Linked DNA regions of Mus musculus: regions 2, 3, 4, 5, 6 and 7 are each linked to region 1. A link is a loop called in an ENCODE intact Hi-C map of the cell type or tissue named here. Cell type or tissue: heart. All regions are shown on one strand. Region 1 holds the start of Ago2 (argonaute RISC catalytic subunit 2). Region 2 holds the start of Kcnk9 (potassium channel, subfamily K, member 9). Region 3 overlaps Ago2 (argonaute RISC catalytic subunit 2). Region 4 has its middle 50 kb from the start of Col22a1. Region 5 has its middle 49 kb from the start of Gm23217. Region 6 holds the start of Chrac1 (chromatin accessibility complex 1). Region 7 holds the start of Peg13 (paternally expressed 13).

Region 1 (4,000 bases):
CCCAATCTGGCAGGAGGCTGCCGCTGGCCATTTCGCAGGGACCTCCAGGCCCCAACATCTGTCCCTAGGACCCGGGCACCTCCCAAGCGCAAGGTTAAAAGGGTCTTCAAATCGTTGGGAAGCCTTTTAACGCATTTACAAGTTGGTCAGTGGGCATTCGAGGAGCCCTGTGACATCAGGAGCGGAGGCGCACTAGGCTCCGGAGCAGGCACCATAGGGAACCCGGGAGGATCTGGGAGGCTTCCAGACCCCACAGTGAAGAAGTCTGGGGAGGCCCCAGGGCCGAACCACTAGGTCAGGTGGGCAGCAGGGAGGGCCCGCGGGCGCCAAGTACAGCCTGGCGGACAAAGGGGTGCAGGCTGAGCCCGAGCAAGCGGCGGGGCAGCCGGGAAATGGAGCCACGTGCCTGGCGGGAGAAGGCGAAAAAGCCTCCCCAACACTTGTTTTCTCAACCCCGCGAGTAAACCGCCCTCCGCTCGGCTCCAGGAGCGGGGTGGGGAAATGCGTCCGTGTTTTTAAGTTTTCTGGAACTTTTCCAGAGAAACGGGCACGCTGGTGGGAAAGGGGTGCCACGGCGGCCACCCGCTCCGCTAGGAAATCGCAGGGCGATTAGCACTTGAATGGGGAGGGCGGCTGCCCGGCGTGAAACTGCGTCCAAGCGACCGATCGCGGTCCCGGGGCCCCGTGGTTCGGTTCCCGACCCGTCCAGCTCCCCGCCCCAGGCCCGCCGTGCTGGGCCCCACAGCTATGCGCTCGGGAACGGCGGGAGGAGCGCTGCGGGAGGACGGAGACCCGTTGCAGGCCGAGCCTGGGCCCCCGCACACGTCCCGGTGGCGCTGCTCGGGTGCACTGGGCCTCCCGGCCCCGAGGCCCTGCCCGGCCGCCCCGAGGCTACGCCGCGGCCCCACAGGCCCCGCCGCCCTCGCCTGCCCCGCCCGCCAACCGCCAACCGCCGCGGCACGAGTGCCGGGCGCCGCGCGGACTCACCGGGGCCGGCTCCCGAGTACATGGTGGCGTTGCCGAGGGCCGCGGCCGAGGGCCGGCCGCGCGCTCCACGGGCCCCGACGCCGCGAGCCGCGAGGAGCCGCCGGCCGCTCGATCCGCCCCGGCGCGGCCGCCTCGCAGAACAGGTTTACCCGACGCGGCCGGGGCGGCGGGCGGAGGCGGCGGGAGCGGAGGGGGAGGGGAGCGGGAGGAGGGAGGGGAGGAGGAGGGGCGAGAGGGACGACGAGGGAGGGGACGGCGGGGAGGGAGGGAAGGAGGGGACAGCGGGGAGGGAGGAGGCGGGGAGGAGGGAAGGTGGCAGGGAGAGAGGGGGGCAGGGGAGGAGGCTGGAGGCGGCGCGCGCCGGCGGGATGGGGGGGGGGGGACTCGCTGTGGCGGCCCCCCGCGTGCTTGCCCTGAATGAGGGACCCCAGAAGCGACCCAGGGCACGCGAGCCGAGACCTTCCCTGCGGCCGAGCGAGGCGACGTCTGGTTTCCGGGCGCGGCCAGCCCGGCACTGCGACCAGAGTCGGAGTCCTCCCGCGCCGAGTGGCAGAGCCTCGGCCGCGTCCCGCCACGCACCCGCCCCTGCACCTCGGCCTGGCTCTTTAAGTTATTAACGAAACGGCGACGGGAAGCTAGCTCCCCACCCAGAGCTTGAACTTGGACGCGGCCAGACCCGTGCGCGTGACCACACCGCCACCTCCCGGCGCGACTCCACAACCTAGATAATCCTAGCAAAGCACCAAGGAAGCCCAGCAAGTTCAGGATTAAATTTTATCAGCTGTCAGGGAGCAGATCTGGTCGGGGCTTCCCGCTTTCTGGCCTCCGAGCCCCCAAGTTCTGCTCTGAGGCCTGCTAGACCAGCATGCTCTGTGCACGTATGTCCCTTCTTCACTTGTTGCTGGCGTGTGCTCCTAGTCCTGTCCAGCTGCCTCTGGAACCTTTCTATAGAAGAGGCGGGTGTGTCAGCTCCTGCCTCGCCCTGCAGGCTTTGCAATGTCTTCAAAGCCCATACTGAGAACCCAGGCCAAAGACAAACAGGGTCCTACTGCAGGGACCCCAGGATCGGGGTAGGCTCCATATTCTGTGTAGTGCTCAAAGATAGTCCCAGGAACAAGAAAAGCAGCTCTCCTTCCAATAAAGGAGGAGGAGGAGGAAACTAGACACAGCATTGCAGGGCTGCCATTCCAGCTAGCCAGAAGTCGAGGGAGGCGGATGGCAACCGTAAATCTAGTCTAGGATACATAGAAGAAAGACTTGCCCCCACCCCTCTCCCAAGTGATTGACACAAATGGGTAATCAATCATACCTAGCCCTTGCGGTACCAATACTTTGGTACTTTAGGGATGGAGACAGGATTTGCTGAACTCAGGAGTCATCTTGGCTCAGAACCAGTCAGGGTAACACAGAACTAATGGGGATGCGGTGAGGTGGGGGGGGGGGGGAGGTGGTGTTCGGCGGGAGGCGGTGTTAGACTTCACTCAGCAGTGGAGCACTGACGTTGGGTCTGCTCCCAGCACTGACATCCTACCCCCAAAGTCATGAAGTCGTTTTGGGGAACATGAAGTAGGTAAATTGCCAGGCATCAAGAAGCCCTGGGTTCAACGCCACCAAAAATATATATATATCTCTGCGCATGATTACACACGTGTTTCTGAGCACAGGGAAGCCTGGGTACTGTGGGCCTTGCTGCTCATCACAGGGATCACAGCGAAGATGGACACCGTGCGCGCTCCCTCTAGAGTGGAGTGAGAAAGACAGTAGAGTGTGTCTGCAGATGGGATCCAGTCAGTGTTGCTAAGTGCAGCGGTGTGCTTGGCCCTGAGCCAACAGGCCAACATCAGCCTGGCGGTGTGACTCCCATTATTGTGAGGGTTCCCATGCATCCAGCTCTGCTTCCAGAAGGCTGAGGCAGTATAGGAGTCCCTGCCTCTAAGGGAGGGAGGGAGGGAGAAGATCCCAAACAAGCAAAATTAAAGTAGCTCAGAGATGCCTAAAAACAGCTAAGTAGTAGCTACGGTGTCCGTCTAGCAGGAAGGGCCGTGTGGAGCAGCCCCTTGGATACCTGCGATTGCAGCATACCGTTCCAGGAGCCATGTTTCCCTCCGAGGCCCACAGAGCCTGCTTGACAGCGTAACACTAGGACCTGGGAGAAAAGCTGCAGGCTCTGCGGTAGGATGGAGGCTGGGAAACTTTTGTTTCCAGGCAGGATTATCTCAGGAAGGCTGGATTGTGTCTCTGCTGAGACACAACACTGCCCTCTGCTGGTGGAAGGATGCCATTGCTTCCTGTCGGCCTCCTTCCACAGCTCAGTGCCCAGTTAAGTCCCGGGCTCACATCCAGCCACTCAGCACTAGCATTCAGAGTGCCCTTTTCCAGGGTACAGCCATCCTCCCCTGCGCTGATGCACCATCCAAAGATCTGCAGACCCACAGCCCAAGCCAAGGACACCATCGCTCCCTCTGACAATTTCATTCCCGATCCACCTCTTCCCCCATACCCCACCTGCAGAGCTGGGCCTGCCTTCTTTCTGGCCTGCAAGCTAGGACTCAACTTACAACGGTGTCATCTCCACTCATGCCTAGAACCTTCTCCAGTTCCCAGTCTGGCCTGGCACATATCGTTGGAGGCCTCGGTCCCTCCCGGCTCAATTCCCACTCTTGGGTTGGGGCTCCCGGTGCTGTATGTAGCTATACACTCAGGCACAGGACGCTGATGAAGCAGGCCAGCCCATCTCTTAAAACACTTTGCACTCCCAGTTTTGATCAATAATCCCCAGGAAAGAGAAAAGAGAGCCCGAGGCATTGCACACCTCATGCTCCAATGCTACAGGGCCTGAAGGATTCAACTTTAGGGCCTATTAGTTCCTTCAAGTCGGTGTGGTCATATTTGTAATCCTAGCACTGAGGCAGGGGGATCGACAAACCATCTCAAAAACAGCTAGGCATGATGCGGTGTGTGCATTTAACCCCAGCACTTGAAAGGCAGAGGCAGGTTGGCCTATACGTGTTTG
Region 2 (4,000 bases), 640 kb before region 1:
AAGTTTGCTAAGTGAAGGAGTCTCTAGAATCCCTGCAAGCAGGGATAAAGTCTATCTAGCAGGGGCAACGGGCGAGGAAACCCGATGCCCCAAGATCCGAAAGCCCCGTGCCCACCTGGGCGCGCGGGGCACGCGGGGTGCCCGCCGCGCGACAGCCGATCTGCGAAGTTTGTTCTGCTCAGCCTCTGAAGCTCAGGAACACGACGAAGCCCAAGACAGGAGCCGCGACGGAGCTACCTCGGGGACGAAGAGGGAACTGCGCGGCAGCGGCCGGCCAGCCAGCTCCTCGCCGGGTGGCGGGCGAGGTGGCGGCGGCGGCGGGAGGGGTCCCGCAGCCCTGGAGGAACTGAAGGGTAGGGATGGGGACAGGCAAAGGCGCATCAGCTGCCCGAGGATCCTAAGACTCTGGCGTCCAGGAGTCCAGAGAGGCAGCCGCCGCTCTGGTCTGCCTGAGGCGCTGTGCGTGCGCGCCGGAGGGAGCCCGAGTGTATGTATTCGCGGGTGTGCGTGCGCGCGTGTTTGCGTTTGACGGCCCCGCTCCGGCGGGAGGGAGGGGGGCAGGCTACTCCGAGGACCGGCTTCCCTCCCTCCTCTCTTTTCTCCCTCCCTCCCTCCCTCCTGCAGCCTCTGGGTCGCGCCACCTCCCGCCTGGTCCCCAGCCAGCTGGTGAGGCGGCAGTGGCAGCTCCTGCAGCAGACCTGGTACTGCGCAGGGTGCACATGAAGGAGCCCAGGAGTGATGGCCAGAGAGAGAGAAAAGGAAAGGGGTTGAACTAGGTGCTGCTAGGGTTCGGGGATGGGAGGCCAGCTGCTAGAGGGTTTGAGATGGGGATGAAGTGGCTTCCTTCTGAAAAAGTACTGCTCCCCTAAGAGCGCACCCAACCTTGGCAAAGTGAAGAGAGAGTTTGAGGGCCCTGCAGCTGGGGATGAAAAACGAATTTGACCAGTGGAGACAGATTAACCTTTTATGGGGGAAAACAACAACAACAACAAAAACCGGGAGAGTTGGAAATAGAAAAGGAAGGGGCTATGAGCCCTGGAGAGTGCAACAGCAGTGGCCACACGCTCCCCCTTGTAACACACACACACACACACACACACACACACACACACACACGTCCAGCTGCAGCAGCCACCTGGCTCAGCAGCGCCCTACTGGATACTGCCTTCTAGATTGTTGGGGTTTTGACAGCCACCTTAGTTCGGATAGTGGCTGTGTCCCGGGTGGTCTTGCACCTGCTACCCCCCTTCCCCGCTACTTTTCCCTAGAGATCTCGCAGACCACCACTTTTAAGAGTTACACCTCAAGAAAGGATGGACAGGAATTCTCATTTCCCCTCTCCAGCAGTAGCCTCCCCGCCCCCACCCCCCATCCCCACTTCCCCCAGTGCGCGCGCTTCTTCACTGTTCATTTCTTGATTCCTCTGCTGAGGAGCAGAGTGCAGGAACTTCCCCCCCCCCCGCGCGCGCTCCCCCGGCGAGGCACCCTCCAGGTTAAGGCTTGGAAATAGAACAGGAGGATCTGGCCAGGGAGCTACTAGCCTTTGAGTTTAAGGAAGAAGCCAGGATTCCTGTTTAGGTCTTCTGGGTTCCCCACCCACCCATCCTCTTTAGGTTGCCCAGAGGTTTTCTTGCTCACAAAGCTCCCCTAGAGCAGTGCTGCTGCGGACTGGGACAGACAGAATCACGCTTTTGAGACCCCGGGCTTTGGTTTCCTCGACCAGGCTATCTTCTCTGTCCCTAGCCATGGACGCTGATGAAGAGATCTGGTGACCACCAAGCAACAGCTAAAAGGCGGGAGCTAGAAGCTGTCCATGGAGATAGGAGCAGCCTGTGAATCGTCCCCAGCTGTTGAAAGAGTTCGGAGACTTAGAAACCCTGTGTTCTTCAGCTTCCTAGACCATGCCCCAGCCTCTGTCTACCCAGACGCATAGCCCGATGGACTAGGGGCTTCATGTATGCTCCCAGGTAAAATTTAAAGGATCATGAGTGCACCACAGGGCAGGGGCATCGGGCGCTGTGAGCTATTCCTGAACAGTCAAGTCTCCGTGTGGTCTTCCTGGTACCCGGATGGGGAGCTCCACCTGATCAGGTGCGCTCCCCAAAATTCATTTTGGAAGCCAAGGCCCCCGTGCTTTGCAAGGGAGCCTGGCTGCGGAGTGAGTCACCACAAGCGAGCAACAAAGATTCCCAGCAGCTGGTAATTAATTGAGTCGTGGCTCAGCCTACGACGGAACCCCAGTCAGGCCTCCCGCTGCTCTGGCAGCGGTGGCACCCTGAGTCATGGCCTGACCGTCGGGCCAGCAAGAGGTCCGATAGGGCTTGTGCGTCTCGGCGCCACCAGGGGGCGCTAGACTCCGACCCACAGATCTGCCCACGTTTGAGCCAACCAGACTGCAGCGAGGTCCAAGCTGTCCCCAAAGACAAGTGCAGGAGCTGTGGGGGATGGGCTGAGCTCTGATGACTGGAGTCCAGGCTTTGCTCAGAGAAGCTCCAGTTCCACACAGCGTTTTGGAAAGACGGAAAGGCACTTCAGTTTGTTTTATAGGTGAAGGAAAGGCCTCCTGTCCAAGACCACAGAATTACTCCCATCTAGAACCCATTGTCCCCGGGCTTCTTTCCAGAGTTTCCTCCAGGATTCCAGTTTCTTGTCCACATCGCACAACCCAGTTTTTGAATGTCTTTTGACTCCTTGGAGAGGAGCCTGGGTCCTGACTATTCGGCCTGCATCCCTAGTCCCCATTCTCTTGGGAAAGATGCTCAGTTCCCACTCCAGGATGATGCTCAGTGAGTGCTTGCTAGGATGGTGGCAACAAACACACACACACACACACACACACACACACACACACACACACACCAGGGGTAGTTCTGGGAGTTTCACCTCCGAGGGTTACGTGCTGAACCCACGGATTTTTTTTTAATGCTCAAAAAAAACCCCAAAAAACAGTACAGTGTTTTTGTCTGTTGGATAATTGCCAATTAAGCTCAGAAATTCTTCCTGTCTTTGTCTTTTGTCTGGCATGGGCTCCCCTGTCCACCTTTGAGTCAATGACAGCTCTCCCCCCCCCCCCCCGTAGTGCTGCAGGTTCGTAGGTGTAACCCTGGGGCATCTTGACTAGACTTGGGCATGAGTAAGAGGTTTAAGGAGGAGCAGAGACAAGAAGAGAAAGGCTTTGAGGGCATCAATACAGGGCACAGCTGTGGCCAGTGAGTGGGCTCACAGCCTCTCTGTGCCCCTTTGGGAGTCAGTCCCTAGACCTCCCTTCCACTTTGGCTCTCTCTTTAATAAAAGCAGATGCATCTTATTAGCTAATAAAACACATCCTGGTTTTATAACTCTGCCGCCTACTTGTTTGTTCTGTTCTGTACACACATGTCTGCAACCCTTCCTCCAGCCCTTTCACCAGAGAGGGCATATCCTAGCCCCACAATGCATGAGGACAGAACTCCCAAGCCAGTACTTCTTCATACACACACACCCCACTGTGTGTCTAACCACAGGGGTTGCTGCTGAAGGGACTGAAGGAGGAAGGGAGAGAGAGAGAGGAAGGGAGGAAGGAGGGAGGGAGGGAGGGAGGGAGGGAGGGAGGGAGGGAGGGAACCAAGAGAGGGAAGTACAGCACTCTGTGCCAATTATCCCAGGCTGGTGCCACTGCTAGCCCAGGGCAATTTCTTTTGGCTGAGAAGAAGCCAGCACTGTCAGAGGCTCCCTGGACATCATGAATCGTTGGGAGTGCCAAATGCATTGTCGCATTCATATCTCCCTCTCTGAATGCAGGCAGAGGGCACAGAACTATCCCCACGTTCTGCAGGTGAAGCTGAGTTCTCTCATAGCCCCAGCTGGAAGTGGAAGCTTCCTACCAGGGAGCCCTGGATGGTTAATACTGATTGTCAACTTGATAGAATCTAGAATGGGCTAGCCTTTGGGCACAGCTCGGAGGGATCAGCTACAGTAGGTTGATTGATGTAGGAAGACCCACCTTAACTGTGAACAGCAG
Region 3 (4,000 bases), 47 kb before region 1:
GACATGCATACTATGTCTATTTTCATTCCAGTCTGGGCTGGTAGCTCGTTTGATTGTGTATCTGCATCTGAGCACAAGAGGTGCCACATCCCTCCTTCAGGAGCTTTCTCTTCATGCTCCTCCCAGTGTCTAATTATAAATCTGTACCAACAAAACTGTGAATAAACTCCTTATGCTTTTCTTTCTTATAGAGCTTTAAATAAAAACAATGTGTAAATTAAACACAAAACCTTAAGATCAATAAATCTCCAATTCACAGTATGTTAATTTGCCAGGGAGGGCCTGCTCAGTTCATTCACACCCAGTCCTGGGATTCCCTCCAACTTGGAGCCTTACGCCCATTATCTGTTCCTGGAGTGGCAGCGACAACCCACGTGCCACTGGGGGTGGGGGCAGGGAGATCAGAACATGACACAGAGCTGTGCAGTCAGTGTCCCCTCCCTGCCCTAACATAGTGCGTTCCTGTCAGCACAGAGAGTTGGAGCAGAGCCACCAGGTACCACGACTGCCTGGCCCCACTGGGAATACAGACAGGCACAAAGGAGCCAAGGCTCGTGGTCACTTAGCAACAACCGTTGCCAGGCCTGCAGGAACTGTGCCCGCCCTTCATTCTCAGACTGTCAAAGTCTGGACAGACGCTTTATTACTTTTTAAATAAAGCCACGATAAGGCTAAAAATAATAAGGGAAGGTAACATTTTCTATGGTTACCACACCAGGTTGACTCCTCCTCCTCCTCCTCCCCACTGCAGAGGAGGCGGCTGCAGCACTTCCGCTTTGTTATATTGCCAGCAGAAAACACACACATACACTCACACTCTCTCTCACACACACACATACATACACTCACACACATACACACTCACACACACACACATTCTCTCACACACACACATTCTCTTTCTCACACATACTCTCTCACATATACTCTGTCTCTCTCATACACACACACACACACACACACACACACACACACACACAGTATGTGGTGGACTGTGGGTTGCACTTCGGAGTGTTTTGCATCTGAGCAGCCTCGCTGAGAACCTCAGCGCGCCCTCATGAAGAAGCCCACGCACGGCAGCCGCCCGTGCCTCCCAGGTGACGCGATCTCCTACATAAGAGAAACAAGTAGCCTTGGAAGCTGTCTGAATCTCACCCCACTAGGCCCCGGCACATGCATCCTCACCTTGTCCCTGCCGATCGGAAGGGGCATTGCTGTGTACAGATTCTTCCTTCCATCAAACACTGGCTTCCGGTCCCCGAAGATCTGAGTTTTAAAGTGCTGGACCATGTGCTCCACAATTTCCCTAGAACAGGCAGAGAGTTCAGCAAGACGTCAGTGAGGCTGCGGGCTGGCATCTGTCCGATACACACTAGCTTTGAAGGCCCTTTAGGAGACCAGGGGTTCCATCTGTCATGTGGCTTTCTACCCTCTTCTGTGGGGGGAGGAAAAAAAAAAAAAAGACAACCTAGAACCTGAAGTAGGCTCATCTCATTTTTCTGGTCACACAAATGTGGGAGAATGTTCTAATGAGTTACATGGGGCAGATAGTGTTTGCTACCATAACATCAGAGTACCAAGGGTCACTGAAGGGGTAACTGTTGGAATTTCTGTCTCAAAGTTGTAGAATAGACACCCATACCTCTGTTGTGAGTCTGTGTGTCCATGGTAGTCCACAAACCCCCAACCCCACTTTTTACAGTCACAGGCATGGTGCATAACCATCACCAACATCTTTCCAAATAAATCTCCTCACTCACTATTCCCCAAGGCAAGCAGAAGGTAGTTAGTTGTACAGACATCTAGAAGGAAGCCCTGCGGACTAGGCTCGCCCCAGGCCCGCCCCAGGCCCCTGACCTCACTAAGCTGTTAAAGCGAGCCCTCAGGATCACCTGTGCACTCTGTACTCTAGAGCAGTCTGCATGCTGAACACATGGGCGGCAGCAAACCACCAGGTCTCAACCTGGCCAACAGGGAGCAAATAGCCCCACTTCTCGAGAACCTACAGGTCACACCACCATCGCCACGTTCCATGCAGGGACACTGAAGTACAGAGGCGGTGAGAGGCTACTGAGGGAGCTCTCCACTGCACCCCACTTTCCGGCCCTGGGAACTGCTGTGCAGTAACTGGCGGGTGCGGGGGGGGGGGGGGGGGGACTATTCTCCTTGGGGCACGGAGTTAAAAGTTTGCTCAGACTGCCTCCCACCCCAGCCTTTCCAGAACACTATGAACAACCCAAGCTTTTACACAGACACATTAAATATTTTAAAACTGCTCTTCTATTTTGTTGTTTTGAAAAAAGATTTTTGCTTTATTTTTAATTACATGTATTATTGTGTGTGGGTGTGTGCATGCAAGCACAGTGCCTGTGGAGGGCAGGAGATCCCCTGGAACTGGTTAGCTGCTTGCTGTGGGTGCTGGGAAATCTACTAACCCTCCTGCCACAGACTCTAAGGGTCACTATTTTTTTTTTTAAACGTAGATATCTGTGGCCTGATGTAATCCTACTGTGTATCTTAAGAAATAGGACCTCATTACTGTACACAATGGAGCCACGTTGCCTATAAATGTAGATATCATCAAACTATACTAACAGCAGGGTACGCCATTGATTACGTTCCCTGGGTCTCAGAAGGTTGACACCCTGTATCTGTCCTTTTGAGATAATGACTTAAAACTACGATACCAGGCCAGGGGACAGGTAATATTGTTACTTTAACACATTCACCCAACTAAATTCTAAACCATTCTAAAACCTAAAATTCTGCATTCTAAAACCACTAGAGCAGACCACAGAGAGGCTCAAGTCTGGCCAGAAGGAAAGGGGGATGGAGGAAGCGGTACACTTCCCCTACAATAACTTCATTTTGCATGAGTCTAGCCATGCCCTCAAGCAACAAGGCATCTAGCTATCTCCTGAGGGCTGGCTGTATGGGATTCCCATTAGGCCAGGCTATACTGAGGGACATATGACACTGCTGGAGGGTGGGCTACACAGGACTCACCATGGTGTCACAGTGCTAACAATGACAGATCTCTGGCCATCAGAGGCTCCATGTTGGGCCCATCCTGGCTTTCACAGAGACTGCTGTGCATGGAACAATGGGGAAAGGACAAAGGCCAGGGTGGGGGCAGCAAGGCACAGTTATGCCTGGGACCTGGGAAAGCATGAACGCAGCACTCAGCTGCCTGCTGCTGAGCCCATTTTGCCAAGCTGTACTGCAGGGCTCTTCTCCACTAGGGATGGGAGTGGGGTCCTGGGGAGACACCATATCACCATGCAAGCACACTGGAGCACTGGCTGCTTCCTGAGGAGAGATCCCACAATGAGGCACCACACTATTTGAACATCACTTGGACCTGAATCTGGCCTCCCACAACTAACAGCGAAATGAAGAACATTAAAGGTTTGCATATCTAACCAGTCAGGAGCTCTCCCAATCATTTGCAAGTCTAGTGGGCTGGCCCTTGCTTCAGTCTGCAGCACCCAGCCCCCTCAGTTGCCGAGAGACTGAACTGACGCAGTTTCTAACCATGGCAACCTCAGCTTCTTACAGATGTGACGCCGAGCGACAGGAAAAGAGCAGCAGCGTCCGTAAAACACCACGTGACCATTGCCAGCCACACACCAGTGCCTGGTGGGAGCCTGAGTCGGGCCTCCTTTCAGAAAGGGTTTCCTGTGGATGGCTGTGGATGGCGTGACAGGAACCTGATAGGAACCACAGAGGCCCAGGTGACAGCAGAGTCTCGGCCCACCCTCTTTCCAGTCTGGAGGGTGTGCACTACAACAGGGAGACCAACAGGTTTCTGACCCAAGAAGCTATCAAGCAAGCTGACACACCCACTTATCAATCTTCATTGAGACACATAAAAGACCCTCAGCACCGACCAGTTCAACCCAGCCAGGCCAGCAGCCTTTGTGCAGAAATGGGCTTGTTACAGGAGCACATTGACTGAAAGGATCACACCTGATGTTTAGCATTTCTAGGCACATTGTTC
Region 4 (4,000 bases), 1.1 Mb before region 1:
TTCATACAGTGGAGTACCTGAGGTTGGAGCTGTGTATGAGGGGGTCCAATGTTATGTAATCAAATCTTAGTGACACAGGTATGAATACTGAAACTGTTGGACAAGGTATATGAGGGTGGCAGGGCTGGCAAGGGAAATAATCTCGGAGGGGAGGTGGTCACTCAAAGAGGCTACTTTCCCACCCCACAGACACAGGAAATGGAGAAATTGACTTGAGTCCAAGGTGGCCAGGAGCCTGTGGCAACCAAACGTCTTTCCAGAACCTCCCTGAAACATTTCCCCATCATCTAAAATCCATCTCCTCCTCATGGGCTGCACATGACTGACTAGGCAGTGTGCACAAGCGGTGATGTGTCAAAAGTACACTAAGTTCCCCTTATGGCCAGATTGTAGTCTGACAGTCACTCTACCTCATGCATGTTTTCTTTCATATGTAAAGAGCCAGCTTTTACAAAGAGACCTAAAAGTCGATTGGGGACTATTTGGGAAAGGTATAATGGATGGATTAAGGGGAGGGTGCAATAAGAATGGAGATGAGATGACCAGTGAGCATTATGGAAATGTTAGACTCATACTGTTGTACAGTTACTATGCACTATTGAATAAATAATCTAAAAACAACACACAGAGAAGGGGAGCGGAGGGAGGGGGGAGGAAGAGGGAAGTTGGGAGGAGAGAAAGAAAGCAAGAGAAAGAATGAGGAACCAGAGAGCAGCAGAGAGCTGGATCCTGGATCTGGGGCCTGGATTCTGCTCCTGGTACTGATGTGTGGGAGGCAACCTCAATGCTGAAATGAGAGATAGTTCTGGAGTTCAAAGAGACAGTCGTGAGGTCCTTGAATGCAGATCATCTTTCATCTCCATTTCCAGGTGCCAACAGCTTTGCTGGAGGTGAGGGGTTTTGTTTTTTTGTTTTTGTTTTTGTTTATTCGTCATTTAACCTGGGTCTCTGGGACTGGCTGCGGGAGTTAAGTTGTCAGGCACACCTGCCGCCAGGTGCCGCCAGGCACCTCCAGGTCAGGGGACCATGAAGACAAGTGCAGGAGCCTTCTTTGGTCTGCATTTACTGTCCATCCTTTATTCACTAGGCTTCTCTTCCTTTGGGGATTTGATCCCTTCCCCAACCAGTGTCTAGCACTTTGAGCATCAGCTCTTCTACCAACAATGAAGACTTCACAGGTGAGCCACTTCTCAAGTGAAAGGATGTTAACACAGGGATATTTGTGGTTTCCTTTCCTTTCTTTGTGTTGCTTGGTGCCCTCCTTAACATTTGGCCCTTTTTTTTCTCTCCAGCTGAAACAGAGGACAAACCAGTGGCCCATGTTGGGATTCTGTCTAAGCTCCACCCCACAGTTACCTGGCAACAGCCAGGTAGGTCTGGCCCACTCTAAGAGTGTCTGTTTGCCCCCTCCTCTCTCTCTTGTTCTCTTACTCTCTTGCCTCTTGCCCCCTTGTTCCCCCCCTCTCCATTCCCTTCCCCCCTCTCTCCCCGTGGTCATGGCTGGCCTCTACTTCTCTTTCCTTCTCTCTGCCTCTACTACTCTCTTAACTCCCCTCCCCATGTCCTAAATAAACTCTATTCTATGCTATACCATAGTGTGGCTGGTCTCTCAGGGGGAAGAATGCCTTGGCATGGGCTGGCTAAGGCACCCCTTTCTCCCACACCTCACCACACCCCCATAGAACATATCTTATTATTTCTTTATCTTTTTATGATCACAACAGCCCAGCAGTTCTTAAACAGCACAGTGAAGTGTTGATTTAATCCGTCTTTAATATGGAGAGATGTTTAGAAAATGACATTTTCGGTGGCCAGTCTCATATGAGGAGAGAGTTGGCATCTATCAGATCCCTGTTTGGGCTTTTTGTTGAGTGTACTTTCCCTATGCTGGGCTACAACCTGGGTTAGCTGGGGGACTCGCTTAAGCATCTGCCACGAGGAGATGGAAATCAAGTCTGGAAAATGCTACACTAAACTAAACTGCATTAAGAGAGACCTCTGCAAAACAAGATCCATGGAAACTGAGACCGACATTTGGGGGAGGAAGACAATCTGTCAGGTTCTTTCCCCCCTCATAGCTCATGCTGAACAGCAGGGGGCAGCAAAGAACTTCCTATGTGCTCCGCTCACCCCTGCAGTGTGGCAATACTGAGCCTGTGCAGGGATCACCTGGGGAGGAACTTTCTGGAATGAAAACAGGCATCAGCCGCAGTGTCTGAGGCTGGCCAGGAAGGCAGAATGAAGATAATGAAGGATGACTGTCATCTTGCTTAGAGACAGTTTTAGCTGGGAAAACAGCTTGTATTTGCTTGGGAAGCTGACTTTAGTGTCTGTAAATTCAGATGTAAAGGACACAGAAGTGTGAGACTTAGGAGAGAGGATGGTCTTCATCCCATTGCCAGAGGCCCACAGCTCGGCCTCTGACTGCAACTTAATATATAAGATGAGAGGGATAATGGTACCTAAGACTGTCCTGGTAGATTCGTCCACATAAAGCCGGAATAGCACTGACTGTGTGCTTAGCTGTTGATTGATTGCTAACTATTATTGATAACTGCTTTATAATTGGTGCTTGGTGTAGGTGGTGGGTGATATGTTGGCTATAAGGAGGTGGAACCATCACAGAGACCAGGAGGCATAGAGAAAGGATAGAAGGGTACCTGATATGCAGTGGGGCTCCTCCAGAGGCCTCACTGTGCAAGTGAGACTGGGAAGCTACCTATGAATAGGTAGCAGGGAACTTAGTTGCTGGGCTATGATGCATTATATAGAGTGGTGGCCCAATGCACCACTAATCTGGGTTGAAAAGGCTCATGCCATAACCACAGGGTACCTGAACCTAAAGGAAATTATGTTGGTGGTGGGAGGGAGGAACAAATGGGCAGGAATAAGGACCACAGGTGAAGGTAGTAGCTTAGAGCTAAGACAAGCATCTAAGTACAGAGCTGCACAGGAGTCAGAAACAGTAGGGTGGAAGGAGAGGTGTTAGTGATATCCTCAGGACATTAGTAAAGGCTCAGAATCCAGGGGCCTGTAGGAAAAGGCTGAGGGCAGTCAAGAAAGACCAACCATAGACAGTGCAGTTGACCCTCAAGCTGAGTCCATAGTTTTAAAGGCATCGGATACAAACCTCAGGTTTGTTTATAAGTAGACACTGAGAACAAGTAAATACTCATTAATTATGGCAGCTGCTGGACCCTGAACACTGAATTGTCCGGCATTGTTCTGAGCACACGATTGGCCTGTATCATCTCCCTTTCCTCTTTCTCTTATAGGAGGTCAATGAGGCAAGCATCTGTGATGGCCCCCATTTGCTTTGATCTCTGAGGGCTCATGTGGCAGCCATAGGCTTGATCTTCTTGATTGTGTGTCTAAGACTGAGGCGATGAGAGCTGGTGAAGTTGTGACATAGTAGGCATGATCTGGAAGGGATTAGCAATGTGTTTTCCCAACTGATTTTTATAAAGTTAGCCCTCCTACACAGCAGGCCCTTCTGCACATGGTGGCTTCCCTTTCCGTCTCTCAAATCATGATCCAATGAAGGGTCCCTCATTACAGAGTAATCTACTATGAATCTACTCTACCTATGACTTTTGAGTATACAGAACTATGAACTAAATAGCCACCTTCACTAAAGTATGAAGGCTCAGGAATTATGTAATGATAACATAAAACGCAACGACAGAGGGAGCAGGAACACAGAGTGTTTAAGAGGTATATTCCAAGTTCATGGCTGAGAAGGTGTCAAACTGCAGTGGTATCTTCCAAGATGAGCATCCAGGACTTTGATTTAGAACAGTGGGTTTTACTGAGGTGTGCAGGGCAGACTAAAGGAGAGTAGAGATTAGACAGGGAGGGCAGAGGGCTGAGGGCTGAGGGCTGAGGGCCTGGCAAGAAGAGATGGAGGTTTGCTTGGTTATGAAATAAAAGAGATAGTCTCTCTTGGAGAGGAATCTATTCTATTCGACGTGATGAGATTTGTTCGGCTGTTTCAATGAAT
Region 5 (4,000 bases), 980 kb before region 1:
TGTTGCCCAGTCGGCGGACTCAGAAGGCTATGTTCATTTGCTTGCTGGATTCTTCTTTTCAGTGTCATGGGTGTGAAATGAAAATATAAAGACTGTGTAATGTCATATTTACTGTCATGTGCCTAGGGTAGAGATGCTGGAGGGAAAAAAACAACAACCCTGGTTTGTTGGTAAAACCAGCACCCACCCTCAAATATGGGTGGAGAATTTGTTGCTTTTTTTTTCTTTTAAATCTCTGTTCTCCAGTTCCATGTTTGCCTCTCATCTTCCCAGGGAGCCACAGAGAACTCCTATTCTAAAATTCAAATTTTGTGGGACATCTTGTAGCCTCTTGCATGAAAGCAACTACCATGATGGGAGTGATATTAAGCAGCTGGCTCTATGAACTTTCCCAATTTTTTTTTCTAAACCTTTAGCCTACATAATCCTCATGGGGCGCTTTTTGGGTGGGTGCTGTTGGGACGCTGTTCAAAAGGGTTAGTTGGGCCAACAGCAAGATGGATACAGCAAGTCTATGTACTTAGCAGGCACAACCCCCCCTAATACCCTGGATACTTCATCTCCAGTGACTGCTAAAACTTCCCTAACTATTAATCTTCAGGAGCTCTGTCACCAGTTCAGGCCTGAGCACAAACAACTGCCCCTCAAAATAGGCCTTCTGAAGCTATGCCTCACCTTGATTTCATATTGCACAGCCGGGAATAAGCTTGAGCCTTTGCATTTTAATACAGAGAAAGATAAACCTTAAACTGTGTAGAGATCTTTATAAAAGAAATCTTCATTTTTGTGTCAGCATAAGACAGGACAGTCCTAATTCAATGTCATCTTTATAAATTGGTACTGTCGGTGATGTGCGCATCCTCTTTAGGTATGAGTGCCTGCCACTTTGCACTCTGCCCATGGGTTTGTCTTACAATTGCCTGTCTCCACCATCATGCCTCCTATTCTAATTTTAAATAGCTGCTTAATTGTCCATCTGGCTGGTAGGTCTACTAACCACTACCCTACTTTCATCTCTTGTGTTCTTTGAAAACTCCTTAATAATTTCTGCCTGTGGTTTTATTACTTCTAGATGCTTGTGTGCATTATTTGCTTAAAATAACTTGGCATTGTACAGTACCATCAGACTGTCGCCCTCAGTATCCTTTCCTAGCTATCCTTTTGAGGTAAACGGGACCTCAACAGTTTCCTGTTTTCCCCTGAGGACTCTGCTTATGTGATTCAGTCCTTGATGTGCCCTGTGGATTGGGTGTGGTTATTGGAACTATTAACTCCGTGGCTCTCCACAGAGCAAGCCTGGAATAGTAATGAGAACGCTGCATGACTAGTTTAGAGGAATACAAAATAGCTCAAACGAGAAAAAATGTTTAATGTTCTCTCCACAAAGAAATGATAACTGCTAGAGGCGGATATGCTAATTACCCTGATTTATTAGACTCTGCCCACATGTATAAAACATCACACAATACCCCATAATATGCACAATTACTGTGCATCAACTCAAAGGTCTTAAAATTTTAAACGTTCAATGTCAGTGCAGCAACTGAAATCATTATTTTCTTGCTTTGCTGTTTCCCCGCTCTGGGTCTTTTGAGCTAGGGAATAAAGCAGAGATGGTAGAGATCTGTGAGCTTCCACTTTTAGCAGCTAGCTAACACCTATGAAAAGAACAATAACCACAATCTTTTTTTTCAGTTCTAGGAAATTCATGTAGCAGAGAACGGTTGCTTAAAATGCAGATGTATCAGACAATTCTAGAGGTACTTCAGCCATTCACCTACTTTAACAGGGAACTGAGAAAAGGCAAGGAACTGCAGCTAATCGCCCAAGTCAGCAACACTGCTCTATCCTGCTCTGTGTTTTCTGTGCCCTTGCTCTTTTCTCCCAGAGCTCCCCTACTAAGAAGCAAAATAGCCCAGAGAGCCTTAGAAAGCTGGCCTGCATCCCCTCTATGCAGGAGCCGCCAATGCACAGGCTCTCGGCCACCAGAGGGCACTGTGTGGCCAGAAAGAGATGGCTGCTTGGTTCTGCAGCTGCCTCCAAGCCCGGCTCTGAAAAAGCCTCTTCGGATTCATGGAAACAGAACTTGGTGGAAACAGCGCAATTTAGAAAAACAAAACCAGCCCACGTCTCTTCCCACTCACAGGTTTTATAGTCCATCAGAACCCGCCCTCCGCTGTGCTCTTCAGCAGAGTGACTCAGCCACCCATCAAACAGATGACCCCAGCGTCCACCTGAGATTTTTTTTATAACCAAGCTTTAAACATCCTTCTGAGGTTGAACAGTGAAATCACTAGAGCAACGTCAGCCAGAGCCACCATGACAGTGGGCTTGCTGCGTGCTCTGCCTTGGGCTTTCCATCTTTTCTACATTCACACTGGTGCCAATCATACTTCTGTCTTGTGGCCTTCCAAATAAGGAAGCTTTGAACCTGAATGAGAAGCCAGCACTGTTGTCAAGACTGATCTTGCTGCAGAACCTAGACACCTGCTGCTTGCTGAGTCTACAGTCAGTCCATGGAAATTACAAGTCTGGCTGATATACTCATGATATGCTTCAGATATTCACCTCCTGTATCCTGCAAGTCTCTGAATATGCAAGTCTCACACCAGGGTCAGGCTGGAATTACTGAGGATAGAAAGTAACTCTAACTGGTGTCCAATGAGAAAAAGGAAATTGGTCAAAACTCATAGGCTGACTGAAAATGTCATGCTTAAAATAATAATAATAATAATAATAATAATAATAAAGCGTGAAAAGGCAGACCCTTCTCACCAGCTCGATCTAGACCTACGATCTCTTCTCTACTGGTTCCCCAGCTTAGATTGCAGGGGACTTTGGAGAAGTGTGATCTTGTCTGCATCAAAATGTTGAGTCAGATTTCCCCTGGGATTCCTGTGACTGTGAATGCTAAACACAGAGGGGCTAGCTTCTTGGGGACCCTGAGCACATATTTCTGGAGAGAAAATGAAGACCCTAGCAGGAGACTCTATACTGCACTTTGTCTCTGGAGTGAGCTGGAAGACCGAATCCTCACCCTGCTGTCTCACCTTGAGATTGGACTTGTTGCTCCCTTTCTCTAAATCTTAGGTTCATTTTCACTTGGAAAGCAATAACGCGACTCAGTGGGCTTTCTGGCTCACTCTTACTTTAACAGCAATCACCTGCTTTGCTGTGTAGGCTGTGCTGAGGCACATCCACAAATCTCTACTCTCTCTTTTTATAATATTTTTATAGATTATTGAGAATTTCTCATCATGCATCCCATCATATCCATATCCCAGTCTGTTGCCCCTCTACCCCTGTGACACCCTCCACCCCCAAGAAAGAAGGAAAAAAGAAATCCAATTTATATTGTCAGATACTCACGGGGCCTGATCAAACTCCCAGTGGCCAGAGTCTTAAAGAAAACCATTTCCTTCCCCACACACCCCATACCAGAGTCATTAATTGTGAAGAGCCTCACTTTAGCATCTTAATCACAAAAAGTTCTTTTTGATTGCTTTCTGTTTAGGCTGTTACCTTTGAGAGTGTATGGAGTTGTCATATAGGCCTTCTTTTACCTGAGTCTACAGTCATCAGTACCATGGTAAAAGTAACTTCCTTGCCCTTTACCATAAATGGAAACACAGATCGAAGACTTGCACATGGTCTCCAGTATCAGCACATACCACGGACCTTAGCATAGTCTCCGGTGACAGTACAGACCACAGAAAGCAACACGGCTCTCTGCCAACTTTCTAATCTGCAATATCCTGGTCCTTGAAAGGCAGTCACATGAATGCCTTCAGAGCATTGGTGGAGGAATTAGAGATCATGCATCTTCATACCTTGTGTTGGTTTAACATAGGACAATAACATCCATAATTAGCAAAATACAGGTTGTTAACAGAAAACCAAAATCGTAACAATTCCTTTAGGTGTCAGATGTCATCCTGGTGAATTTCTCCAGTGCATAGCAACAGGGCTGGAGTGACGTCCAGCAAAGGAGCTCATTACA
Region 6 (4,000 bases), 95 kb before region 1:
GCAATACAGATTAGGAGTGTGTGGTCAAGAAAACAGTGGGTCACATCAGTGAAGATACTCAGGGGCCTCACATTATTATTGCCCTAGCTTCAGAGATCTGAAGGGAGGGGAGCTAGTTACTAAGGGGGTATAGTTTGGGTGATTCACTATTTTGACAGATTACAACTTTTCTACCTTACATGCCCTCCAATAATGTTTGATTTTTAACTGCATGCACACCCAGTTGCAACTAGGCAATAAGATGGTAAAATGGGTTTTCCTAAGAGTTCACTTTAAGGACAGTTTGCTTTATTATGCATGCACTCCAAACTAGTTCTGGCTGGCCTCCTTCTCCTTTCATTACTAGAACACAACCAAATAGAATCTAAGTTTATACCAACTAAGTGGAGGAGAAACATTCCAGTGTTCAGAGCGGTGTGTGTTTGTGTGCCAATCCTCCCGTGCATGATGGGGAGAGTGGTACCATAGGCTATTAGTGGCATTGTTCAGAAGTGTGCACAGCCCAAGCCTAGTGGCATCCTAGCTTCCTAAAACAGTCCTATGCTTGTCTGCCTCACTTGGGTGAAAGGAAGCATGTGAAAGGCAGGCAAAACTCATCTTGTCTAACGGCTTTCCTTTGCTGCAGATCTGAGAACAAACATCACTTCTCAGAGGCCAGCTTACCAGTTATGACACTTCCCACTGGAAATGGTATTCTTTCCCCAGACATCTGGGTGAACATAGCCTTATTGAGAGCACGCAGCTAGCTTGCTCACCAACTGTGCCTTCGTGCCTGACACTAACACTGGATATAAGTTCTACATCTATGGTCTCAAACAACCTGGGATACAAAGTATTCAGGAAAAAAAACAAAACAAAACAAAACAAAACCCATCCCTGCTGACTGGACATGTAGAAATCTCTCATCATTGTTCCCTAACAGTCCAGCAACTACTCATATGGCATTCACGAAGCACTTAATCAAGAAGACATGGGTATTGTATGAGAATGTGCCTAGGCGTTATGCAGTTGTCGTCTTTTGTATTTAAGACTTTTCTGTCGGGCGTGGTGGCGCACACACTCCGGAGGCAGAGGCAGGGGGATTTCTGAGTTCGAGGCCAGCCTGGTCTACAAAGTGAGTTCCAGGACAGTCAGGGCCATACAGAGAAACCCTGTCTCAAAAAACCACACACACACACACAAAAAAAAAAAAAAAAAAAAAAAAAAGACTTTTCAGCATGTACAATTTCAGTATGTGTGGGGATCTTAGAACCAATCCCCCAATAGATACTGAGGGACAGTTGTATCTTATGTTTATTGGACTAGGATATACTACGGTAATGACGACACTAAAACCAAACATGATCCAATCTATAAAACCCTGCCGATTTAGTTCCTCCAACTATATTTAGTGCCATCTTAGGAGTTTTTGTTCTCTTCAGACCACATCAACTTTACTCTCCCAAGTTTACTCCACAGCTCATCTAAGCAAAAGTCCACGGTCTCACGGTTTCATCTGCCGTGGAGTCCCACTTTCTGATATTCTTGGACGCTCCCTCCAGACCACTTGATAGGATGTTTCTAATAGTCTTCATTCTAAAGTCATGGCCCATCTTCTTCAACAAGACCTTGTGTGGCCAGGCTGGCTAGAACTCTTGGTGATCCTTTTGGCATTGTGGTGGGATTACAGAAGACTCTAGGACCATTCAGTTCACCTGTCTGCTTAGCAGGCTAATCCCCATACGCCTCAAGAAAGACATGGGTAGTGGCCGCCTTTCCTCCCTATTCCTCTGGCCAAACTGTTGCCATGGTTCGTTTGATTCCCTCCAGAACATGACCTCCTAAGACATCTCTCCAGTTTTTGAAAGGACAAATCTGTGCAGCTCGGGACTGCCCGAGCAAGCACTCGGACGCCTGAGAGCGCTTCTTCCGGGAGACTGCCCCGGCGTTTCCGAGAGGGATTTTCCCGGGCGCCGGCTCCCAGGCTTTCGGGCCACCGCGCTCCACAGCGTCTGCGCAGGCGCGGCCGCGCGAAGCATCACGGGCCGCCCGGGACGGACGCGGAAGATGGCGGACGCGGCCGTGGGGAAGGAAAAGTGCGGGGACCAGCGGCTCGTGTCATTGCCCCTGTCCCGCATCCGAGTCATCATGAAGAGCTCTCCCGAGGTGTCGAGCATCAACCAGGAGGCGCTGGTGCTCACGGCCAAGGCCACGGTGAGCGGCCGGCGGGGCGACGAGAGGGGCGGGCGCGGGCACCAACCGCCCCTCGGGCTCCGCACACACGCGCCTTGGCCTTTGGCTGCCCTGCGGGGGCCGCGCGGCGCCTCTTTCTCTTGCGTCTGCGCGCTACACACCTCCTCCTCCCCTCCCGCGGGCTCAGCTCCGCCCACTGCGCCGCTTTCGCTCTGCAGGATCGTCTGGCTCCCAGCGTCCTCTGCGCCCCGCCTCCCGCGTCACTCCCCGCTGGGCCTCGCGCACGCGTAGTTAAGGGTTCGGCTGCGTGCGCGAGTTGAGGCGGGTCTATGTCGTGCGGGAGGTCGGGCTGACTCTGACTTCCCCCAGGAAGATGCGGGAAGGTTCTCCAAGCTTCCAGGACGGCTTGCAAGGCTGTCTAGGGCTCTTCAGCCCTCAGGACTCTGGAGGTAGTCAGAGTTTACGCAGACATCCGCTGTCACAAGTTAAATTATAACCGCATAGTCCCCTCCCAACACACATCGCTTTGTCTTCTTATTTTGTTCTATATTTCCAGCCATCTCTCAGTATGTTTTCCCTATCCTGGAGCTCTGTAAACCACCAGAATTACCTTGAACTCGAAAGAGATCTGCTTGTCTCAGCCTACCAAGTGTTGCTGGGGTTTAAGGCTTGTGCCACCACACCCTGCCACCTTGGTCTTGGCCCTTCTGAGTACGGCGATTAAAATTTCCTGACCCCACTCCTGGTTTAAAGTTTGGTTTCGATAGTGGTAGGCCGGGAACCTTATTGTTCTGAGACCCAGCCATGACTATTGGCTCTACCTTCTTTTCCAGCCTCTGCTTCTAGAACTTCATTCAGTGCGTGGCATTTTTTTTTTTTTTTTTTTTTTTTTACAATATTTTGGACTAGGGACAAAGGTACAAATCTTGTGACTGCAATAGAGTCAACCTTAAGTAGATCCTGATAAAATAACAATAGTTCCCCAGTATCTTTGGATTGGTCCTCCAAAGCCAAATACAAATCTTAGGATAACAAGCCCCTTTTAGACAGTGGTGTATATTTACATGTAAACTATACATGTCTCATTTCTAAATCATCTTAAGATCATGGTGGTGGCTGGGCAATGGTGGCGCATGACTTTGATCCCAGCACTTGGGAGGCAGAGGCAGGCGGATTTCTGAGTTCAAGGCCAGCCTGGTCTACAGAGTGAGTTCCAGGACAGCCAGGGCTACACAGAGAAACCCTGTCTCAAAAAAAAAAAAAAAAAAAAAAAAAAAAAACAACAACAACAACAACAAAAAAGTAGAACCTATTTAAAAACAAAAAACAAAAAAAAAGGAAAAGATCATGGTGGTCTTCCTCTTATTTCTGTGTGGTGCTAGGATTCACATTTTTTTTGTAAGCTTCATTCTAGTGTTAAGGACCTAATCACTATGCAGACAGTTCTCTGATCACGTACTAGCTGAGATAATACTGAACCCTGGGGAAGGTTCAGTTTTTATTTCTGAGCATTGGGCTCTTGTCAGTTCTGTACCTAGAAGGTATTTGGGCAAAATGAGATGTCATTTTTCAGTCTGAGGTTTTTGATTTTTATTATAGTTATGAGAAAACAAGGGACTGAAATAGACACAGACGCCTGGCACCTTATGTCTGTAATATAGTCCTTTGCAAGCCAGATGTAATTTGGTTGATTGGTTTTCATTTTTCAAGACATAGTTTCTCTGTGTAGATCTGGGTGTCCTGGAACTCTGTAGACCAGGTTAGCCTTTAACTCAGATAGGTCTGCCTCTGCCTCCCAAGTGCTGGGATTAAAGGCATGCACCACCAC
Region 7 (4,000 bases), 380 kb before region 1:
CAATGGAACAGTAAAAGGACGCTTCTCACTGTGCCACCAGCTCCAAAATAACATCAGCCTGGATCCTTAATGCCCAGATGCTGCAATGTATATATCCACATGGTAAAGATGATCGCTCTTACCATACCCAACCTTTGTATGCAGCTATGGCCACAGAGTGGCCTGCGGGGTCTAAATACTCCACCTCCATTCCCGGAATAAAATCTTCTCTGATCCTTAGTACACAGCCACCACACAAAGGAAGGAAGGACGTTTCACAATGCCCTTATCCTTAGGGCAAAATAAATAAATAAATAAATAAATCAAAGAAGCCCAAATTTTTAGTGTGCAGCAGTCACAATGTAGTTACACTCAGGGTAAGGATGCTCAGAAACACCATCCTCGGGATAAGATCCTCTTAGGCTTTTCAAACGCAGCTGTCAAGATGCACTTATCCACAAATACGGGTTTCTGCTATACCAACATCTCAGGTTAAAATCCACTCGGGCACTTGGTGCTCAGCCACCACAATGCAGGCATCCGCCAAGTAGTTCAGACTCTGTTAAACCATCATCCAAAATAAGGATATCCATTTGATTCCTTAGTGCGCAAGCAGCAGCCATATAGGGTGAGGCACTCTGAGGTTATCTGTGCACAGCTCTGCTGCGCCACCATCCGCGGGGAAAAAAAATATCATGCAGAACCTTAGTGCGCCACCAAAACCATTCAAGTGATCCACCCTCTAAGGTTGCTTCGTTGGGTATCCGTGCGCAGCTCCACTGTGCCTCTATCCCCAAGGTAAGAACATCCGTTCAGTCACTGAAGTGCAGCCACAAATATATGTAATTCCCCAGGATTAAGATAACAAAGAGCTGTACAGGCGTTGGCTGGGTAACGGCATACGCCCAAGTCCCAGCCAAGCGTGGAGACCTCCATGGCTCATCATTGTGCTACAACCACAATGCGCCTATCCACAGGGTGATGGCGAGCCTCTGTGCTAGCGTCTCCAGGGTAAAAAGATCGGCCAAGCTCTCCGTTGCATCGCAAGCTGCAGGGTTCTGTGCTCGAAGGTATCTCAACGCTCGAAGGTATCCTCGCACGAACTGCACCGACACAGATATCTGGGCTTTTTCTGTGCCTCCTTTTGCCCATTCCTCGGTCACCACCACAAGTGAAAAACTCCCGGCTCCGCGGCAGTGTCGCAGGTCTTCTATCCAACCATTTTCAGAGTAAAGGCCGCGGATCTTCCCGGAGAGCCGAAGCTGGCCGGAGAGCCGCGGCAATGATCGTCTACATAGCACCAGCGCTTGGATGAGCTATCACACAAGGCCTAAAATCTCAATAAGATGGGCTAACAAGCCACCGGGTCCTCTTCGGTTCGTGGTCACAGAGCTGTAGTAAAGGGGTTCGCTCAGCTTCCAGCCGTGCCGCAGTCTGCAGTCTTTAGAGACGTCTGTCGAGATCTGGAATGCAGGCAGCTGTGACGCAGTCTGCTGGGCGAGTCCGCTCAGACTTCAGTGCGCAGGTGCGGCAATGCGGCAATCTGCTCGGTGGAGACACATTCTGCGGCGCCCTCTACCGGGTAGGAACGCCAGTCCACGAGGCCGGCAGCCCACACAATGAGGCCCCACAGTTGATCAGAATGGTTCTACTGAGGTAGCAACCCTTAGGGTATCGGTGCGCAGCCACACTGGATGGAGACTTGCAGCCTAAGGGTGCTCCACTGAGTTGGCAGGGAAGGCTATCCACACAAATACTCGGTACACCGCGGCCATGGCAGCAAGGCAGTCAGCGGATCTCAGTGCGCAGGCGTGGCAATGCGACAGAATGCACTTTAAGAATGCATTCTGTGGTGCCATCTAGCGGGTAAGAATGACTCTTGGTCCTTGGTTTAGGGGCACGGGGAGAGAGAGAACGTGGGTACCCCAATGGTGACTGGCGCACGGCCCCAGTGGTATAGCATCTACCTGGATAATCCATGCTGTCACACAGGGTGACGATCCACAGCCTAAGGACGCCCTGCCGGGTCTTCAGAGTGAGGGTGTCCAAGCAATAATGATATGACAAAAATGAATGTCCCACTATGTCTGCAGGGTGACGGTGTTCCACCTAGAACCAGGCTGCAGCAGCAAAAAATGCTCAATGTTAGGAACGTAGCCGGGTCCACTGAAGGCGCATGGGGAACATCCGGCATTGCGGTGCGGCGCAGCCCTGCCCATAGCTCTCCCTGCTTAGCCCCTCCTGTGAGGGAAATTCAGGCTGCCTCACTGTTGCACAGACTGTGAGAGCCATGGACTATCCTTTTGCAGTGGTAATCTGGGTGCCCCAGTGACAAGAGGCCAAGGGTGACCAGTGTACCCTTACTGGTCTGCCGAACCAATAATTTGATCCCGATTCATGTGCGATTTGCTAACAATAAGGACTATGTCTTCCAAAATGAGCTTTAAGAAGCTCATTGGGTTGGATTACCAGGAAGGGCCGGGCAACGGGGTTTCCCAGGGCTCACCGGAGGGCAATATGTGACGCACTAATAATTTCTAACCAAAAGCTGAAAGTTTAAAGTCCCACCTTTTTATATTTCTAAATATTCCAGCAATATGGCATCTTGTAGCAAGGAAGCAAAGTATTTTCATTTTATTTGTTGATCACGCTGGGAAGGGTGCCGCACGCAATGGTCCGAGGGAAGAGCCCCTGTGTCCCTGACACTCCTCTTCTTTCTTCAGTATTCACAGGGGAGAGCCTCATGTTAGTGAGGGCCACACATGAGGCAACAAGAGGCTAGGAATCAGAACCTTCCCTAAGAAATTGAGTAGAGATGTGTTTGTTTCTTTTTCTTTTTTTTTTCTTTCTTTTTTTTTTTTTTTTTTTTTTTTTTTGGATGTGTGTTGGGGGAGGGTTTTTTTGGTTTTGGGGGTTTTTGGGTGTGTGTTGGGGGAGGGTAATTTTATAACTATGTTTGTTGGGTCGCCTTCCTGCATTCTGGTTATCAGTTATTTTACCCCAATAAAATCTTTGATTGCCTCCTGCAGGGGTTGTTTGATTGACAGTAGGCTCCTTTTGTTCCACGGGGTTTTATATGCTAATTGTTAGTTTGCCTCTGCCTTCAGATCATGATAGAATTTAGTTAAAGCTTGCTATCATTCACACCGCCTTGTAAAAGACAAACTGTGTGGTTACTAATATAATTCAAAATAATTGCTTCTCTCAAAGTTTACAGCCCCGTGTTAACTTTAATTTTGAAAGTACTGGTTTTTTTTTTTCCCCCAGAGTACATGAGTGAAAATAAAGGGAAAAAAAGATGTACTAGATGTGTGTAAGTTTAATTGAAAATTCTAACCTGAGCATCAGTGAAATTGAAAACACTGTATATGCGTCAAGTCAGAAGCTGCATTGGCATATCCTGAAAATAAATGTGTGCTCATTAAATAAAACACAGAAAGCCAAATAAACAGGAGAATAGATGTGCAAAGAACACACTTTCTGCAGTGCTAACCAAGCTTATATTCCCTTGGTTTGGTTTGGTTTGGTTTTACCCAGGGCCAGTTTTACTTCTCTCCTCAGTCTTCGGATCATGACAGGGTAAAGCTGGGATGGAAGGAAAGGCCCTGTATACGCAGAGAGGCCTTCTGAGGAAGCCAAGCCTCTTAGTAGCAGAAGCAGGAGAAGAGACTCATAGGACATTGAGGTGAGTCTCGCTTACATGGATGATACACTTTGAGGGGTAGTTCGGTGCTCTTTGCAACCTGCACAGTGTGGCTGGATCCCCGTGTCCATTTCATTGAGTTGTGGGATACAGAATGTTTCTTCAGAGCCAGCATGCTGTCTAGCTTACCAAGGGGACACAACCAATAGAAAGAAAAAAGAAATTGGGGAAAAAGCAAACAGCCAGAGCAATATTGGTGAAAGGACCCCCAACAACCCTCTGCTACACCTCTCCCAATCCTACATGAGTCCCAGTGCAGACTGATGGCAGAGGAGAGCAGCTCTCCACTGTGCTTACCGCAGGGACTCCCTCCCTTCT

Evidence for each region. A loop is a pair of places that touch in the nucleus more often than their neighbours do. Peaks named below come from ENCODE experiments on the same cell type or tissue, not always from the same donor. Only the 100,000 strongest peaks of a DNase experiment are listed, where the experiment ranks them.
Region 2: a loop joins it to region 1, with 11 times the contacts of the local background. A loop is called at or near these places in 16 of 42 quality-filtered maps.
Region 3: it touches region 1 in a loop (2.2-fold over the local background); 22 of 42 quality-filtered maps call a loop at or near these places.
Region 4: it touches region 1 in a loop (5-fold over the local background); 11 of 42 quality-filtered maps call a loop at or near these places.
Region 5: it touches region 1 in a loop (4-fold over the local background); 4 of 42 quality-filtered maps call a loop at or near these places.
Region 6: a loop joins it to region 1, with 7 times the contacts of the local background. A loop is called at or near these places in 12 of 42 quality-filtered maps.
Region 7: it touches region 1 in a loop (2.2-fold over the local background); 7 of 42 quality-filtered maps call a loop at or near these places.

What each region holds. Positions count from the first base shown.
Region 1 is chr15:73,183,774-73,187,773 of GRCm38, forward strand. Ago2 (argonaute RISC catalytic subunit 2) reads right to left here and starts at 1,174. Exons shown (of 19, transcript NM_153178.4): 1 at 988-1,174. The coding sequence starts at 1,009. In heart, CTCF peaks have their summits at 351 and 1,682 (motif pointing left); DNase peaks (open chromatin) are centred at 598, 1,308, 1,628, 3,258 and 2 weaker places; H3K4me3 peaks cover 2,771 bases; H3K27ac peaks cover 3,488 bases.
Region 2 is chr15:72,547,235-72,551,234 of GRCm38, forward strand. It overlaps Kcnk9 (potassium channel, subfamily K, member 9), which reads right to left and starts at 465. Exons shown (of 2, transcript NM_001033876.2): 1 at 1-465. In heart, a CTCF peak has its summit at 2,340 (motif pointing right); a DNase peak (open chromatin) is centred at 2,347; H3K4me3 peaks cover 447 bases; H3K27me3 peaks cover 3,921 bases.
Region 3 is chr15:73,136,808-73,140,807 of GRCm38, forward strand. Ago2 (argonaute RISC catalytic subunit 2) reads right to left here. Exons shown (of 19, transcript NM_153178.4): 3 at 1,186-1,306. Among named protein-coding and RNA genes, the nearest start is that of Gm31725, 30 kb to the left of the region's middle. In heart, a CTCF peak has its summit at 2,350; DNase peaks (open chromatin) are centred at 454 and 3,604; H3K27ac peaks cover 2,238 bases.
Region 4 is chr15:72,081,729-72,085,728 of GRCm38, forward strand. It overlaps a transcript of Col22a1 not described here. Among named protein-coding and RNA genes, the nearest start is that of Col22a1, 50 kb to the left of the region's middle. In heart, a CTCF peak has its summit at 2,087 (motif pointing right); no DNase peak of the experiment used is centred here; H3K27me3 peaks cover 492 bases.
Region 5 is chr15:72,204,157-72,208,156 of GRCm38, forward strand. No RefSeq gene overlaps it. Among named protein-coding and RNA genes, the nearest start is that of Gm23217, 49 kb to the right of the region's middle. In heart, a CTCF peak has its summit at 1,986 (motif pointing right); no DNase peak of the experiment used is centred here.
Region 6 is chr15:73,088,391-73,092,390 of GRCm38, forward strand. Chrac1 (chromatin accessibility complex 1) reads left to right here and starts at 2,022. Exons shown (of 3, transcript NM_053068.3): 1 at 2,022-2,193. The coding sequence starts at 2,047. In heart, no CTCF peak of the experiment used is centred here; DNase peaks (open chromatin) are centred at 1,991, 2,381 and 2,850; H3K4me3 peaks cover 1,820 bases; H3K27ac peaks cover 1,579 bases.
Region 7 is chr15:72,808,538-72,812,537 of GRCm38, forward strand. All of the region lies in intron 16 of Trappc9 (trafficking protein particle complex 9), which reads right to left. It overlaps Peg13 (paternally expressed 13), which reads right to left and starts at 1,787. Exons shown (of 1, transcript NR_002864.2): 1 at 1-1,787. In heart, CTCF peaks have their summits at 680, 1,601 (motif pointing left) and 1,801 (motif pointing left); DNase peaks (open chromatin) are centred at 1,494, 1,784 and 2,284; H3K4me3 peaks cover 2,740 bases; H3K27ac peaks cover 1,600 bases.